2 separate regions of the Homo sapiens genome follow, and region 2 is linked to region 1. The links are chromatin loops, found by intact Hi-C in ENCODE. Cell type or tissue: B cell. All regions are shown on one strand.

What was found. Hi-C counts contacts between places; a loop is a spot of excess contacts. Peaks named below come from ENCODE experiments on the same cell type or tissue, not always from the same donor. Only the 100,000 strongest peaks of a DNase experiment are listed, where the experiment ranks them.
Region 2: a loop joins it to region 1, with 2.8 times the contacts of the local background. A loop is called at or near these places in 16 of 110 quality-filtered maps.

The regions. Positions count from the first base shown.
Region 1 is chr2:179,126,961-179,131,960 of GRCh38, forward strand. All of the region lies in intron 10 of SESTD1 (SEC14 and spectrin domain containing 1), which reads right to left. Among named protein-coding and RNA genes, the nearest start is that of CCDC141, 79 kb to the left of the region's middle. In B cell, CTCF peaks have their summits at 2,848 (motif pointing left) and 3,064; a DNase peak (open chromatin) is centred at 2,881.
Region 2 is chr2:178,960,104-178,965,103 of GRCh38, forward strand. It overlaps CCDC141 (coiled-coil domain containing 141), which reads right to left. Exons shown (of 24, transcript NM_173648.4): 5 at 1,127-1,380. Among named protein-coding and RNA genes, the nearest start is that of CCDC141, 88 kb to the right of the region's middle. In B cell, no CTCF peak of the experiment used is centred here; a DNase peak (open chromatin) is centred at 3,078; H3K27ac peaks cover 1,227 bases.

The sequences.
Region 1 (5,000 bases):
TAGTCTCTGTTCCCTATTTTCCACACAATAGCCGGTGATTTGCTTAAAACATAAATTAATTATCTGTCCAAAAGTTTCAAATAACTTCACATAACATTTAAAATAAATTTCAAGTTTCTTTTCATGGGCTAAAAGACATTACATGTTTTGGCTCCTGACTTCCTCTAAAACTTTATTTTCTGTGACTCTCCTTTGCTCCCTGTACTCTAGCCACACCAACATTCTTGCTGTTCCTCAATCATCTTCCTGTGCTGGGGTGTTTCTACTGCTGTGTCCTCTATCTGAATTGCCCTTTGTTTGGATTACTTCTCGACATCATTTCAAGGTTTCTGATTAAATGTCATCTCCTCAGAGAGGCCTTTCCTAAAATCTATACCTATATTGCTTTCCGCTCCCCAACTTGAATGTAAATTCCATATAGTAAGACAGTATTATATGGCAAAAGCCTAGAACAACACATGACACATAGTATGTGCTCAATTAACATTCATTGATTGAAGGTATAAAACATTAATCACTGTAGATTTACTGACATTACATTAAGTAGGTAACAGAGGGTGATTTTGTCACTCAGGGAACATGTGGCAGTGTCTGGAAACATTTTGGGTTATCACAACTGAGGAATGGGGATGCCACTGCATGCAGTAAGTAGAAGCCAGTGATGCTGCAAAATACCCTACCATGTGCAGGACAGCCCTTACGACAGACATTTATCTGGCCCAAAGTCTCAAGAGTCTGCTGAGGATGAGAAATCCTCCTATATCCAATGGTGATGATAATATCTGTCTTACCTTGTTTATCAGTTATTGTTTGGATTTAACTCAATAACAAGCATAGAATATTTTTAAACTACATAGTTTATAATGGTTAACAGAGACTATTTTAAAGTAGAAAATATTACCTCAGAAAATTATCACTGTCATGCTCTAAAATATAAAAGGATTTCAATACCTTATTCATAGTACTTACATATCATTAAATGCTCTAAATAAATAGGCTTAACTCTTTGAAGACGTAATAGCAACGATTCTGAGAAAAGCAGTGAAGGATTAGAGTCCTAGAATAGCACTTTTCAGAGCTACCAGCATTAGACCACTTGGGGTGTTTATTAAAAATGTCTAAGCTTCACTCCTGACTTACTAAATCAGTATCTGGAGTTGGCCCTGGAATATATATTTCAACAAGCATCTCTGATGACTCTTATGCCTGTTAAGGTTTAGGAATCACCACTGTGGAGCTAATTATTTCCTGGTTTGAATTTGTAAAATATAGGCTCCAGCAACCTGACCAGGGATGTAAATACATTGTGAGGACTAGTATGTCTCAAGAAATTAACACCTGAAATTAGAGACATTGATATTACCGATTGAGGTTGCCATAAAGAAATAGTCTCTCTGGGATGTGGAGAGCAAAAAAATCTGGCTAATACATTTGCATGTATTTAAAAAAAGTCATCCAAATGTTTCTTCCTAAAAAACGGGTATGTACGGCCGGGCACAGTGGCTCATGCCTGTAATCCCAGCACTTTGGGAGGTCAAGATGGGCAGATCACGAGGTCAGGAGATGGAGACTATCCTGGCCAACAGGGTGAAGCCCCGTCTCTACTAAAAATACAAAAATTAGCTGGGTGTGGTGGCGCATGCCTGTAATCCCAGCTACTCTGGAGGCTGAGGCAGGAGAATCGCTTGAACCTGGGAGGCAGAGGTTGCAGTGAGCTGAGATAGCACCACTGCACTCCAGGCTGGCGAGAGAGCTAGACACTGTCTCAAAAAAAAAAAAAAGAAAAGAAAAAAAAAAAAACCCAGTAGAATGTAGACTGCCTAGAACCTTAGGTGTATTTTGTTCACTTACAGCCATTCTCCGGTCTGTCTCTTATGTATATTTAACTGTGTAGAAAATGATTATTTTATAGCAAAATAAAAAAACACCAATATATGGGATTTGGATTGAGATGGTAAGAAAAGGGCTTGAAGGTTCACATTTAGGACACAAGCAGTCAGGATTGACAATGCAATCATGTTGGCAGTGACGCATACTTGGTGAAATGATGGATATTTATACTTTATACCATGAAATGTGAATCCATATGTAGGCAGAAGGAAACAGTGCCAACTCGGGTTAAAAAGGTGATTATACTCAGACTACACATTAGGAGAAATGAGTCTTGATTCGCCAGGTAGACCTGTTCTGCATAATGCACCAGAGAAAGTGGTTTCTTTGTAGACCAGAACTCAGCACTATGAGATGGTGGGATAGTGACAAAATTCTGAAGTAGTTTCAGATATTTATGCTCCTCGATGTTCCTATCACACACGCTTTTCCTACCACACACTTTCTTCAACCCAAAACATAAAATTAGATTTTTGAACTAAACTGCTTTTAAATTTATTGTCAGTTACTATAACCATTTTCATGTACCTTATTTTTTTTGTTGTGTTCTATTAAAAAACCAAGTTAACTTCTAATTACCAATCCTTGAACTAGAACTACAGGTTGGCAGAAATTTCATTTTTCTATGTATTAAAACTTAATATCCTAACAAATTTGGGGTTTTTAGCTTTATTTCTGCATTATGCTTTTATATGGACTCTAAAATTTAATATATGACATAAAATTTAATATATGACATTGAGCTGGTAATGCAAGATTGTATGTTAAAAGTTTTCTCAAATTCTACCGTTAACAGCTGTCAATGCCAGAAATTAGTCATACTTTCACAAGACTTGAACAATTCCAATAATGCTTTAATCTGTTAACTCTTAGTTACAGAGAGAAAAGAAAGCTTTTAATAAAATATTAGAATATCTTAAACATCATAAGCTAAAATATTCATCCAGCATCAACCAACCTATTCTCAGGGTGACAATGCAGTGCCACCTATTGGCTAAAACAGCACAACTGGCTTTTTAAAAATATGTCAAAAGTGGGAAGAATAGTGTAATGAACTCCTTCCTATCCAGCTTCAATAATGATCAATTCATGGGTAATTCTGTTTCACATACACTCCCATCCATTCAATCTGTTCCTACCTCCCAATTCTGAAACAAAACCCAAATATCACACATGATTTAAGGAAATAAAATCTCTTGATAGCCATCAATGTTTCTTTAGGTCATGTCTATAAATGCAGATGTCAATGTATATGTACATTCCTAAGTATTAAAAGTACAAGAATGAAAAACTACTGTAGCTTAACCATATCTGTAAAATTTAGTAGCTTTCTCTAAGAGACAGCTAGAGAAAGGATCCCCCCTGGGTATCAAGAGATCTGTGTCTTAACAATAGTCCAACTATTCACTGATCAAAAAACGTAGCTTCCCAGTTTTTTCATCTATAAAGTAAGATGAAGATATTAGAATAATCTATAAGGTATTTTGCAATTCAAAAGTTTTATATATTGGTTCCACATTATAAGTAAGCTTAAGCACATGGGAAGGGCCACCCTTAAGCGATGTTTCTTTAAGCTGATTTTGAAAACCTTATAAATATATTAAAAATACAAAACCAACATCTGAACATAGCAATTTCTATGTACATCATCTGCAATTTCATCCATACTATACGCAATATGAAATTTGCTTTTGAAGTCTTTTTGTAAACTTAGAGTACAGTACAGTATGTATACAATCCAATTTCTAACTGTAATTATTTATCTTGGCATTTAAAAAAAATAATAAAATATAGATAAATCCTGTCTTTAGAATCCTCATGTGCCATGTGTCCTTCCTAAAAAGAACTTTTGGAATACTTTCATAACTAAATCCCCTTAGGTGAAGTCTAGAATGTTCTAGAGTAAATACAGTTTTTTAGGAACTAAAGAGAGGAACAAATTGTAGACTCTAACTATAGTAACATGTTCTAGAACAGTCTACCAGGTTCAAACAAATCACAATCCATGTTAAAAAAAAAATCAAAACATTATTTTAAAAGTACCAAGAGAATTAAAAGATTATATCCTCAGGAACAGGGTTTGTAATATGATTATTTTAGTATAAAAGGAAGAACCATTATGTTGGAACCTGTGAAATGCATAAAATAAATCGATTTTCAATTATGAGATTTCATTTTCAAGTTTTTTACAAGTACTAATTAGAAAAATTGCAAGGAATATATATGTAGTGCCTTTAGACAATTCCAAATCTTGTAATATCTCTTATTATTCCTTCAGCTAGATTACAACTGCTTTAGGGTATAGTAGTAGATTTTCTGCCAATACCAGTAATTGCTATACCTGATTTACAGAACATTACAAAGAAAGCAATATGAGGAAACTAAGCAAAATGGAATACATTTAGAAGAAAAATAAGAATCAGATATTGTTAAATTCTAGTAAAGATGAGATTTACTCATTCATTCAAATTTATTCCCAAGCAAACCATATTACTTATTCTTTAATCTTGTTTAGTTAAAAATGGACATTTCCTAATACTATCCAACATAATTAGAGGAAAGAAGAAACGTTGCAGAAATTAATGTTCCGACGGTACTTAATGCTCATCTGGGTCCAGAGTTTAACATTTTGACCACCTTTTTTAAGACAACCTAAGGAGAAGGGAATTAATGGATTCAAATTTTATTTTTCCAATTTTGTATTTAATCTATTTTAAATTACCAAAGTAATATGACCTTAGGGAGAGGGGGGTGAGCTACCCCGTCCACAAACTGGATGATCTCTTTCTCAGTAATGAAGAATTAACTGTAACAGAGCAGGAGATTAACGAACACCAGCTTCTTTCACATAACAAGTTGTTAAATTTTAAATTATCTTTAACAATTATTATCTATAATCTGCTTAAGAATCTATTTATTTCCCAATTTTATACCTGTGATTTGTCTGATTACCCCTTTCACAAATACAAAAGGGACCCCTAAATGCTCAGAGAATGGAAAAATATTCTGCACCCTCTGGACTTACTCTCCATCAGTTGTGTTTAATGCAGCAATTCTGCTATCACTCTCAGGCATTTAATTGTACTATATACTCCCAATAAAGTGGGGGT
Region 2 (5,000 bases), 170 kb before region 1:
AGTGTGCCAGACAGGACAGCCTCCCACAACCAGGAATTACTTAGCACCAAATGCCAATAGTGCCAAGGTTGAGAAACACTGAATTAGAAGAAAATTTCCTAGAGGAAAAAGGCACTGTCTTGTGGTCTAGCATATCCCCAGCACTTATGATAGGAACTGGTACATAGTAAGTGGTCAATAAGTATTAACTGAAAGGTTGATCATCATGGATAAGCTCTCATTTTTCCAGCTTGAAATAAGAACCAGTTTCTCTTGGACTCATATGCGCTTCCAGCTATATGAATGTCTCTTCAATTTGGATGGAGTAATAATATTAAACATATGAAAAAACCTCTTTCCTGTGTATCTAGGCCAGGAGACCTCCCTCCACATAATTTCTCCCTAAAAATTCCTTCCACTTAATCTGTACAGATTTAAACATGGAATTAAGACAATCAGAATTGTTGTGACAAACATCTCACTTATTTGAGTTGGGGGTTTGCAAAGAGAGTTCTGCCCACTCTTCACATCAAATAATTGTAGCAGAAGGAATGCATGTCAAGCACATTGACGACCCATCAGAAATGTGCCTGCAGCCTGGGTAATGAGCTCTAATGAGCCTGCAAACTCATCAACCCCCAAAGCCCTCTGACCACAGATCCTGCAGCTATGGGCCAAGGTCATATTTTTTGATTGGCATCAGACTACTCTTCTAAGAACATTATCTCTATTTTGGGCTGACAGACTTTTTTACTGATGTAAGCAGCAATCTAGCACAATTCAGCAGCATCATGCCTCTTCAACTTTTAAGAAAATTGCAATTAACATTTCAAAATGTCAAAGCAACATGTCTAAAAGTAGTGACCTAGAAGGAAGGAAGAATCCAAAAATAGAATACATTCATTCTCAAAACTACCCACAGGTGTTCTCTCATTTATACAATCAACAGTATAATGAAAAAAATGCATATATTTGTTTTTATGTTACTTACAGGGAAAAACAACATGGTAGTTTGGATGAAAGCTTTTTGGACCAAAGACCAAAAGATTTGACCATGAAGACTGACAAACTGCCCCAGGGAATGGTTAATCCATATAACAACTAATCAGCTGAGGCTGGAACATCATCCAATGCCCCTTTGGGTTACCTGGTTTTCTTGTTGGTCCCACTGACATATCTGCAGAACTTGACTCAATTCTTGCCACTGTTGCTTCAAGTACTTGTCTAGTTGTCTTCTCCTGTCTTGTAGAAGTTCAAGAAGGCGGTCAACCTTCAGACAGCTGCTATGAGCTCCCTGAGTCAACTCAGGATTCACATTAGGTCCTTCACACTTGAATTTTTCTATGAAGTCAGTGAGTTGTTGACTTTTGTTTAAAAGGGCTAAAGACCGTTCCAAGAGTTCTAGAAGAAAATTAGAAAGAAAAAAGAATAATGATATTAGCAAGCTTTTATACAGCAATATTCAGACTCTTCATAATTTAAAATATATGTAATTTTTATGTTAATAAAAAACAAGTTGTGCTGCAAGGAATTAAAATATGTAAACAGAAACTGCCTACAGTACTTCAGAGAAAAAACTGGTCAAACACCTTAGCCGAACAATTGTGATAGTGCTAACTGCCAACTGATGGGATGCTTTGTTCAGCAATTGTGTGATTCAGGACAGGGAGTAGAATGAGCGTGGGATTTTGACATTGCTGCAGTTTTCAGCGGTATGATGCTGGGTGAGTGTTCTACATTCTGAGGTGATTGGACTGAAGCTGAGATTTAAAGGCTAGTGCCTGGTATGACCAAACAAAAACTCAATAAATGTGGTGGCCAGGTGCCCAGATATCAGGGACTATGACAAAGTGGAAAATGCTTGCTAAAAGGGTCAGCTGTCACTCAGTTCTGGCGAACAGTTGACATGAGGAATATGGGTTCAGTGTTGATGGAACTTCCAATTATTAAAAGAGTTTCAAATGCAAATTTTATATGAAAGTTCTGACTTCTAAATCTTTCATAATTCATATTTTTAATTAAAAAAATCACAGGATAATGAAGCATAGATATCTGCCAAATGGACTACCAGTATGTGATCTCTGGAGTAAATAGCATTGTAAGTTTAGGTAACATCTTGTAGAATTGGGATGTTAAGCCTAAAAATTGAAGAACTACCAAGGGAGAAAGTGTAGAAGGAGAAAGAGTTGAGAATAGCACATTGAGGAGCATCTACACTTGGGGATCAATTGAAGGAGCAGTTGGGGAACTGTCCACTCTCCATCAGGCAGAAAGAAGGAGCTGTCCATGACATCCCTCTCCTTCATCCCGCCATCATCAAGACCTGTTGATTTTACATGCTATCTCTGGCATCTGTCTACTTCTCTCTGTCCTCACCATGGAAAGCATCATTTGTTGCCTGGATGTGCAGTCTTCTCTTAATTGTATCCTCTCTCCAATCCATCTATCAATGCACCAGACTTTAGCCACAGCGATCTTTTCTAAACATAGCATCTCTTTCCCTCCCCTTCTTTCTTTCTTTCTTTTCTTTCTTTTCCTTCTTTCCTTCTTTCTTTCCTTTCCTTCTTTCTTTCTTTCCTCTGTCTCTCTCACACACACACGCATGCACACACACTCACACTTACAACAATGGCACCCCAATGCCTTAAAATTAAAGACAGACCCCTTAATGTAGATTACTATGTCTGACATGGTCTAGTCTCTTCCTTCCTTTTCAAATTGTCTCAGTCTCTCCACTTTTCATTCTTATCTTCTTTAAATTCCTCACACATGCTATACTCTCTCCTGACCCTGAACTTTTCACTATGTCCACTCACATCCTCAACACCCTCCTTCGTTATCTTTACCGTACTCATATTTCATGTCAACTGTCACTTCCTCAAAGTACAAATCAGATGGGATCAAATACTCTCACACTTAATGTCTGTCTTTGCCACTAGGCTCCACTGCAACATGAGGATAGAGACCATGACTGCACCCAGCACTTAGCACAGTGACTGGCACAGGAAATTTGCAATCATTTTTGTAGAATGCTTGAGTGAGAAGAAATGTTTTGAAAGAGGGGTTGGAAATTGGGGGAGCTACAAATGTTAGAGATCAGAAGTTCCCCAGAGATGTAAAAAAGAGAAGTTGAGAAGAAGATTTTGGGTTTTGTGATGGAAACAGAAGCCAAGTTACCAGGTTGAGGAGTGAGAAGGCAATGAGAAGTGAGAAGAAAGTGAGCTGAGAAGTGGGAAGGCAACACTCAGGACAATCTTTGAGACATTTGTTATTAGAAGAAAAGAAAATGCTAGGACAGTATCTCGAAAGAATAACAGCGTCAAATATACTGTTTTTTTTTGTTTTTTTCAGGTTGGGGGAACTATGGAGAACACTCAGAGACTAAGCATCTTACCAAGCCAGATACTAATAAAAATGGACTGAACTGGTGCTGAAACTCAAGACTTGTGATTAGTATAGCTCAGTGTTCTTTCCACTATAGGGATGCACTCAACTACAGCATTATAACTTTTGGCAGTTTATTACACCGCAATGATGTAGGCTGAGGTAGTTGGGCCAGTTTTCTCTTTCAATTGACACTTTTTTTTTTTTTGGAAAGCTGGAGGAGAGAATGAGATAATATATTGTAAAAAGGCATTTTGAGATGAAAAGGAAATAATTTGAAGTAGTTTATTCCACATGACCTAGATCAGTCCTGTAAAATATTAGCTAGTAGTATCTGCTCAGAATGACGAGAGTGTGATTATGTTCCCTGGGCAATTTGATTGTGAGTTAACAACGTAAAGAAACGAATGACAAAAACAACCACAGAATTCAACCAGGTGAGAAGAATGGGAGAATGTAAATAGCGTAAGAAAAGTCAGGGAGAACATTATAATTCAAGTCAATTTCTTTGGAAAAAAGAAATGGAAGCAAACATGAACAAGATGGGGCTGGGGGTAGGGTTCAGGAAAAGATCTGTCTGTTCAGAACAAGTTCTTATGGGGAGGTCCAAGACACACCTGGTGAAATGAGGTAAAAGCAGCTTATAGCAGGCCTTGCCTATCAGACTGAATAGTTTAATTTGTATAGCCTTAATGAAGTAAGAAGTATGATGGAGTCTCCTTTTATATATAGAGGGAAATAGTATTTTTCCTTTGCATTGAAGAGCTTGTTATGATATTGTGAACAGCTACACGCAAACACACACACACACATACAGCCCACACACGAGAAGTTTGGGAAGGCAACAGGGTCTCCACAGGGTTTCCTTCCTCTAACTAACTCTTACACATTAGACTTTGCAAATGAGAGGGAGGCACAACTTTAGGCCCTCAGGGTATTGCAGACTAATGGTCAACCTGTTATGGTTCCCATGAGAATATGAACAATTAGCCAAAATTAAAATTCAAATTTTTTTTCTGGTTTTCTGTTTCACCCTCTGCCAAAATAACATAACAACTACCACAGTATTGCCAGGCACACAGCCTCCTGAGCCAGCATTAACTTGTAAAATGTATCCAGGCTGAGTCAGTCTGTTACCTGCTACCACGATGGCTGTTGAGGTGGATGGATTCTCCCCTCAGTTTCCTCTGCCAGTTCCCTTGGTCTTTCAGTTTCTTACGTTTTTCTTTTTCACAGTTTACATTTTCCTAGCTATTTATTCCATCAGTTGATCTTACAAAGTGATGTGTTTTTCCCCAAGAGTAAACTGTCTAGATATACTGTGACCTTCAAGAACATCTTTACAGTCAATTTATTTTAAAGACTGTATATCAGCACATACGAAATCCTACTTACTGACACAATACCTTGTGATATGAACTTAGAAGATAGTCGATAAATTTTCATTAATTGTTTTGATTAATTTTCAATCTATCTAAAAAATTATCATTAAAGTTCATAAAATACATCATATTTTATATTAATACCTCTATAGTTTGCCACAATTATTAAGTATAAATAACCAATTTAAGATGGTATAATAGGTATACACAATGTGGATAGGTTTACAGCTTGTTAAATAAACTTTCCAAATGAGT